2 separate regions of the Homo sapiens genome follow, and region 1 is linked to region 2. A link is a contact called in ENCODE Hi-C or POLR2A ChIA-PET data. All regions are on one chromosome and are shown on one strand. The core of a region is the stretch at or near the end of the contact, and the rest is flanking DNA. Distances in the headings are between cores, read along the strand shown.

Evidence for each region. Hi-C counts contacts between places; a loop is a spot of excess contacts on that map. ChIA-PET counts read pairs that join two places held with the same protein, here RNA polymerase II (POLR2A). Pooled maps may share reads with other maps.
Region 1: a loop to region 2 is called in a pooled map, with 5 times the contacts of the local background. The contact joins the enhancer-like site here to the promoter of LRRC59 in region 2. A Hi-C loop is called at or near these places in 1 of 50 pooled maps. POLR2A ChIA-PET finds 5 or more read pairs at or near these places in 2 of 52 experiments (H1 and activated CD4-positive, alpha-beta T cell).

The regions. Positions count from the first base shown.
Region 1 is chr17:58,338,321-58,342,691 of GRCh38, forward strand. The region is part of intron 3 of TSPOAP1-AS1 (TSPOAP1, SUPT4H1 and RNF43 antisense RNA 1); the gene reads left to right. Among named protein-coding and RNA genes, the nearest start is that of MIR4736, 4.5 kb to the left of the region's middle. RefSeq lists enhancers at 1-2, 748-807, 938-1,047, 1,488-1,537 and a silencer at 1-262. Within about 2 kb of position 1,956, at least 4 of the 41 ENCODE cell types and tissues checked have a DNase peak (open chromatin) inside an H3K27ac peak, as active enhancers do.
Region 2 is chr17:50,396,185-50,399,926 of GRCh38, forward strand. LRRC59 (leucine rich repeat containing 59) reads right to left here and starts at 1,339. Exons shown (of 7, transcript NM_018509.4): 1 at 1,029-1,339. The coding sequence starts at 1,133. It overlaps LRRC59-AS1 (LRRC59 antisense RNA 1), which reads left to right. Exons shown (of 2, transcript NR_199069.1): 2 at 1,032-2,373. RefSeq lists a silencer at 1,316-1,385.

The sequences.
Region 1 (4,371 bases), core at 706-3,205, 7.9 Mb after region 2:
AGAAGCCTGGGACAAAATGGGGGTGGGTGTCAGGGGTCCCGGCACCTCTTCGAGGGGTCCCAGGGTGGGTGAACACAGGAGGCATGGAAGCCCTCACCCCCAAGGAGCCTTTGTTACTAAGGTCAGTGGACCTGCAACCCCAGAGCCCCACCTGCAGGCTGGATGGGGTTCAAGGAAGAAAAAGGGAAACCTGGAGGACCCCCATGCCCCTGCCCCAGTTATGGGCCCTGGATCCCCATCTGCCATGGAGAACTGAAGGGAGGCCATAGGGACAGCAGCGTTGTGCAAGGGGAAAGGCTGAAGCACCAGTGCAGCTTCACCAGGCCACTGACTGTGGGCGAGAGATGTAATGGAAACTCAGTTTTCTCATCTGTGAAAGGGGAATAATATTGCCTCGTGGGATGGCACTGAGGGTCAAATGCAATAATAGAGGTGGCCCATTTTGAACCTGGAAATTGCCATAGGGATGTAATAGATGATTAGTGTAGAGGCACAAGGCCAAAGGCTGCTTCTTAGATTCTTGTTTCCAGGTGCTATAAACGATCCCTTTGCAAGGATATCATGTGGTTCTCAATTTTGGCCCCTGGTGTCTAGAACAAGGTAGGGGGAGGTGCCAAGGCCAGAGGGATTCCTGAATCTTAGTCCCTAAGCAAAAGCAGAAGAGACTGATGCCTGCCTGCCTCCAGCTGATTCCCCAGGGACATACCCCCCTTCATTTCTCCTGCATCTCCTCACCTTCCATGAATCCAGACCATGCCCCACCCCTCCTCCTGAGACCCCGCCCTCCATCTCCCGGCCTCTCTGGGGTGCAGGGCAGAGGAAGTGAGTCTACTCAGCTGACCAGAGAAAGTGCTGCAGCTGCCTGCACAGGGTGGGCCGACTGCTGTCTTGTTCAGTGCCTGTGATAACTCCCTTGCCTCAGGCCTCTCCAGCCCCTGCTGGGACCACTGGCCCAGGAGGAAGTCTGGGCTCTGGCTGCCACCTGCTTCCTCTCAGGAGTTCTTCTCCCTCCCAAGCATGGATTTGCATTTCCCCCTCTGCCTTCTGCTACTCAAGCCCCCAGGGATGAGGTGACAGTTAACCCCCCACTTCCTGCTAGTGGCCCCAGAGCGCTCACTTCCTTCCAGGTATTTTCCGGGATGGGGGAAGGGGTTGAAAGGGTGGTAGTTGCTGGGTTTGGAAAGGGGATGAGGGATCCATTTTGGAGAGAAACTGAGGTCCCCCTACCCTGCTGTCTGAAGCTGCTCCTTCCCTTCCCTCACGCTCACTCTGTAACACAAGAGCTCAGTTTGCAGGAAGAAGAGTGCATAGGCCGGAAGCAGCACACAGGGGCTTTCAAAATGGGCTAGGCCAGCTCTCTCTTAGAGGCCCAGGCCTCTATCCGCCATAGATAGACCCCCAAGGAAAGTTCCTTGGACTTCAAGTTCCCTATCGGGACAACATAATGTCTGCCCTCTACCCGGAAGGCAGAGGGTTGAGAATGGGGGAGTGCCAAGGCATAGAGGGGAAATGTTTTCCATCCTATTTCTCAGAGGATCTGGCATGCTGGTACCAGCAGCACAAGGCAGAGTGTTCTCTGCACTCAGTTCCCGCTTCCTGGGATCTTATGGCAGAGAAACACAGCATCTTTAGACAAGAGGTACTGAGCTAGGCAGTGTAGGACATACAAAGTAGCAGCGACCCGCTCCTGAAGTCAAGCTGACCAGTCTCTGGGGCTCAGTCCTCTCCTCTAAAAAGTGAGGGGCTGGCCTAAGTCATGACTCCCCCAGTCCTAATGTTCTGTGGTCTGCCTTCACTCCTCTGTAGACTCTGCATTTCACCTTCCCACTGGTGAAGGCCTCGAAACCCCAAGACTGAGGCAGGCAGCCATGTGCTCTTCTCCCCAGTCTAAACCTTATTGGTGCAACCTATAGCAATTTTTACCAAGTGTGGCTGTCTGTTCTCCTAGGTCAGACAAGACTGGAAGGGGGACAGCCACACATGAGCAACAGAAGTGACAGCTGACAGGTTGCTATGAATCCAAGAGGTAGAAAAAGAGTCAGTCCCGGAACCATTTCACCACATGATACAAAAATGGAGGTTTACAACAATGACTTTGAACCAAATCAGGTTAAATCACATTCAGAATCTTGTATCCAAATAGCAAGGAAGTATATAACACATTTTTAAAAATTTAAGCTAGGTGTAGTGGCACATGCCTGTAGTCCCAGCTACTTGTGAGGCTGAAGCGGGAGAATCTCTTGAGCCCAGGAATTCAAGGCCAGTCTAGGCAACATAGTGAGACCCTGTCTAAAAAAAAAGAACCACAGAAAAACAAACAAAAAAACAAAAAAAAAACCCAAACCAAACTTTATCTTATAAAAAACGAGAACATAAAGATTAAAATTTTAAAAAAACCTTGGCCAGGCACAGTGGCTCACGCATATAATCCTAGCCTTTTAGGAGGCTGAGGCCGAAGGAACACTTGAGGCCAGGAATTTGAAACCCTGTCTCTACAAAAAATACCAAAAATACCCCCAAAATGAGCTGGGTGGAGTGGTGCGCACCTGTATTGTTAGATACTCTAGGAGCTGAAGTGAGAGGATTGATTGAGCCCAGGAGCTGGAGGCTTCAGTGAGCTACAATCGTGCCACTGCGCTCCTGCCTGGGAAACAGAACAAGACCCTGTCTTTGGAAAAAAAAAAAAAAAAAAAAAGCCCTGGTGCTTGAAGGAAAATGTTTCTGTTTTGATTCAGTTTTGATGTATTTATGTATGATATATGTGGTGGAACACCTATTACCATTACCCAACAATGCTGGAAGGATGAAATTCTTGTCACACCTATCTAGAACTTACCTAGAGATAGGCAACCTTGGATAATGACAATTCCTTACATAGTTTACAACTCTCAAATTGCTTTTGCCTAAATTATTGTATTTGATTTTTTTTTTTTTTTTTTTGAGACAGGGTCTTGCTCTGTTGCCCAGGCTAGAGTGCAGTGGCACAACTGGGACTCACTGCACCCGTGACCTCCTGGGCTCAAGTGATCCTCCTGCCTCAGCCTCCCAAGTAGTTGGGACTACAGGCGTGTGCCACCACGCCCAGCTAATTTTAAAAAAATTTTTAGTAGAGACAGGGCATCGCCCTTTGCACAGGCTGATCTCAAACTTCTGAGCTCAAGCAATCCACCTGCCTCAGCCTCCCAAAATGCTGGGATTACAGGCGTGAGCCACCACACCCAGCCAAAGCAAACTTTTTATTTGAAGTATAACAGTGAACAAATCCTAAGTATATAACAATATATTTCCAGAAAGTGAACTGACCTACATAACTAGCATCAAGATCAAGATAAAAGGCCGGACGCAGTGGCTCATGCCTGTAGTCCCAGCAGTTTGGGAGGCCGAGGTGGGTGGATGGCTTGAGCCCAGGAGTTCGAGACCAGCCTGGGCAGCATGACAAAACCCCGTCTCTACCAAAATATAAAAATTAGCTGGATGTGGTGGTGGATGCCTGTAGACCCCGCTACTTGAGGCACTGAGGTGGGAGGATCAACTGAGCCCAGGAGGTTGAGGCTGCAGTGAGCCATGATCATGCCACTGCACTGCAGTCTGGGTGACAAAGTGAGACCCTGTCTCAAAAAAAAAAAAAAAAAGTGAAAGAAAATAAAAGAAAGAAAGAAAGGGAAGGAAGGGAGAAAGAAAAGAAAGAAAAAGGAAGGAAGGAAGGAAGGAAAGAAAGAAACAAAATATAACCAGCACCTTAGGTGCTTCTCATGCCCTCCTCCACCACCACCTATCACAGCTAACCACGATCCTGCCCTTAACATCATAGTTTTGTCAACTGCACTTCCTAGACAAGAAACTTCATTTTAGAGGTGACTTGGGAAAGTCACAGGGTTGGTGGCTGGTGGAGGCAGCAGGGCCAGGACTCTGCCCTTAGTTAGATACATGTATTTTCATCGCACAAGTCTCAGTGTTCCAGTGGGGTGTGACGGTGCCATCATCAGTCTGCAGATTGAGGGAGGTGAGGAGGAAAAAGAGAGGTTGGGAGGTGTGGGGCACACAGGTCAGCAGGTGCGTAAGAGCTGCTGGAGTGGAATAGAAGATGCAGCCAGGGGTAACTCATGAAGGGCTAGACTGGTTTCCCAATGCTCTGCACAGGAATCCTTGAGTAAATCCCAAGGATCCCCTCCCTGGGCCATTGCCCCACTGCCTCCATCTCTTTGGCTAATTTTAGACTTAGGGACTAGAGTGGTGGGATTAGAGTGGTTGGTGGGCTCAACGTGTAGGGACAATGTGTTGTAATAACTTCACTCAGAAGAAAGCTAATGCCTCACACTGGTTCTGTTGAACACTTATGGAGGGAAAAAAACTTGCTGTGTTTGTGGACAA
Region 2 (3,742 bases), core at 89-2,588:
TACAGCGGGAAAAACACAACAACAGCTACAAGTATCAGTATTTGCTCCTTCCAAGCATTTTCCATTACAATGGTATTTAACCTCCCAATAAGCGTATGAGATGGAAACTATTATCACCATTGTATAGATGAGGAGATCTAGGCATAAAGGCTAACTAGCTTGCCAAGGGCACTCGGCTATTAAGCAATGGAGCTGGGAGGAGCTAGGAACCCGGTTCTAACCACTGTAATACCCGTCCACGGTGGAAGAAAGACTGGGCCCAGCGCCCAAGGCAAATGTAATTTATCAACGGCAGAAAGCAAAGTGTGGGTCACCCAAAGTGAGTCTAGTAGGGCGTTGGCGCGGGTGGGAGGGGGAACGGAGTGGGAAAAGGAGGGATGTGGGAACTAGCTCCACGCTGACAAAACTAGATGCCTGCTATCTCTCTGGAGCTGTAAGCTTCAGTTTACAGGGGAAAGGTTGGGGGAGAGAGGGGCGAAAGGGACTCCCGCCAGTTTCAGCGGAATTCAGATGACAGTTTACCAGCCAAGCTGGGGGGAGACTTTACTTTCTTCGAGTTAGGCTGCCTCAGGGCTCGGGCAGCCAGCTGGAATTGCCAGCTTCCTAGAAGAGCCAGGTTCTGGGCCACACCCAGGTCTACCAGGAGGCCTACTCCCCTGGAACAAGTCACTCATTCATTCTCGAATACATCCAGTAACTGCTCCGTGTGCTCCTACTCAGAGTCGGGCACGGAGGTGGGCGCTGTGAAAGCCCCGCAAAGGTGACAGATTCGCTTCTTAGCCTGTAAAAAGCCTAGGGCCAGAGAAGCAGATCTTCCCTATGTTCTGGAACTGCGCCAAAGTGACACGTGTACATCCCGGGAAGAACCTTGGGCTGGACGCGGCCTCCTAGGGGACTTAGTCCCACCACCCCGCTTCTTTTTAAAGAAAAGGAAACTGATGCTTTTAGAGAAGAGGAAAGTAAGTGGCCCACGTAGGGGCCAGCGCCCGGCGAAGGTGGGCGCCTGGGCCTCGCGGGACGATACTGACCAGCTCCTTCACCGGGACCTCATTCAGGTCGCTGAGGCTCAGGTCCAGTTCGTTGCCGTCCAGCTTGTCGCGGAGGTTCCCGCCCTTGCTACCGGCCTTGGTCATGGTAACGCCGGCTGAGCGGGCCCCGGCTCCGGGGTTCCGGCGGGTGAAAGGAGCTGAAATGTCGCTTGTCAGTTCAGCGGCCCCCCACCCAAACGACGACGCCTGAGCCCTCCGTCGCCGCCGATGCGAGACCGCCTCCGCCCGCTGGCCGCACTCCGAGCCTCGCGCCTAGCTCCCACCGGTGCCGCGACGACGACCACTTCCGTGTCCACGTCACCTTCCGCGACCACTGAGATGGGCTGGGCCAGAGCGGCCCGAGCGTGTGCGGGCACGCCCCCTGGTGCCCAGGGTGATGCACTGCACGTCGCCGCCGCCGGAGGGGTGGGGTTGGAGGCTGCGAGCTCGGTTCACGTTCACCCGTGGCCCGCGGGCATTATTGCTGGCAGTGCCACGAGGCGAAAGGGCACGGACTGGGCGCCAGAAGACTGGGTTGACATCCAATACTGACCTCATCAGATCACCCCAATCCCCCTGATTAGGAGCAGAAGCTGGGTGTCCTCTAAAACTGCTCCCTGTCCTCTACTTAACCCCCGAATAACCATCATGGGGAAAACTCTTCTTCCTGAATTTCTCCTCTCTCCTCCCCACTCACTGCCTCAGTGCTTGTCTCTGTCCTTCCATCCACTTTCACCCAGCTCCCCGGTGATCTTTCTAAAAATCTGGCCAAGTCTCTCCCCTACGTAAAACCCTTCAAACTTGCAGCTACCTCTAGGATACGGACCACTTTCCTTTGGAAGCTGGGTCCTGCCTGCTTTCGCAGCTTCCTCACACGCTCCAGTCCCTGCCTGGCCTAGATGCTGTGTAGATTTCCAGGAGGTGGCTCCCACGTCTGGCCCTCCCCAGCGATGGCCCTCCCTCCCCCCCACTCACCTCTGTCTAGCTAATTCCTTAGTCCTTCAGGAAATCTCCCCTGAACACCGTGAATGCCAGACTGAGTTAGCGCCCCCCCCAACCAACTTAGGTCCCTGTTTGCTACTTTATCATCAGAGACAGTAGAGCTTGATGGCCAAGTGGGACCTCTGGCACTAATACCTATCCACTGGGTATTCATCCTGGCTCTGCCACTTGCTACTTATAAAACCGTAGACAATCACCAGGCTTCAGTCTTATCTATGAATCAATCTATGAGACATGTAGCTAACAGAGGTTGGGGAGAACTGAAGGAGTAAAACACACCAAGAGCTTACAGCAGTCACTGGCACTTAGTAAGTACCCAATAAATATTAGCTACAATTCATGATCCACCTTGTATTATACTCATCTTTATGTGTCTGTCCTTCATTCTGGACTGTGAGGACAGGGATTTTTGTCTTAATCATCTTCGTATGCCCAGAGTTGGCATACCCTGATGCAGGGTAGCTACTCATTCAGATGTCTGTTGAATAAATGAATAGATGGATGGATGAATGAATGAATGAATGAAGGAAGGAAGCACTTTACCCACTCCAAACCTCAGTTTACTCATTTTGAAATAGGGATATTAAAGCTTATCTCAGAGGGGCCGAGCAGGATAGCTCACACCTGTAATCCCAATACTTGGGAGGCCAAGATGAGAGGATTATTTGAGGCTAGGAGTTCAAAACCAGTCTGGGCAACATAGCAAGACCCCATCTCTAAAAAAATAAAAAATAAAAAATCTTGTCTCAGAGGGAAACTATGAACACCAAATAAAGTAAGTGCAATTGTTACGGGGGGTGGGTGGCAGGGGTCCTTGTTCTTAGAACTCCCAAGATGGTGGCGGGCCACTTCCAAGATGGCGGCAAGCCTCTTGTTCTCTGACCTGGGTTTCTTGGCCTCACGCATTCCAAGGAATGGAATCTTGGGCCATGCAATGAGTGTTATAGCTCTATTCAGCTCAATTAGGACAAATCCAGGCACTTAGCCACGCAGGAACAATGGCAAGCCTTTAGCCTGATCCAGAGCAGCAATGGGCGCCTCACTGGATCGGGAGCCCAGCAGACACCCTGCCAGATCCAGAGGGGTGGAAGTCAGCAGCGGGTCTGCGACAGCAGCAAACAGCAGTAGTGGACGGTAAGGAAAAGCTCAGCTCAAGCCGTAACAAACACGGACCAGAAAAGTGTGCAGTTGCAAGATTTAATAGAGTGAAAACAGAGCTCCCATAAAATGGCAGGGGACCCAAAGGGGGTTGCTGTTGCCGGCTCGAATGCCTGGGTTTATATCCCGATCATTGTCCCTCCTCCTGTGCTCTCAGGCGATAGATGATTGGCTATTTCTTTACCTCCTGTTTTTGCTTAATTAGCATTTCAGTGAGCTCTCTTTACTACCTGATTGATCAGGTGCGAGCTAAGTTGCAAGCCCCATGTTTAAAGGTGGATGCGGTCACCTTCCCAGCTAGGCTTAGGGATTCTTAGTTGGCTTAGGAAATCCAGCTAGTCCTGTCTCTCAGTGCCCCCCTCAACAGGAAAACCCAAGTGCTGTTGGGGAGGTTGGCCGATGACCGCTCTAACTGCTTCCTGCTAAATTGGGGCATAGTAGGGGTTGTGCAGTTGAGATTTCCTCGGGAGGGTTGCTTTTGATGTCACCAACATCACAGCATGGGCTAGCAGACTGGTCCAGGGGTCCACGGTAGATCTTAGTCATGGACCGCA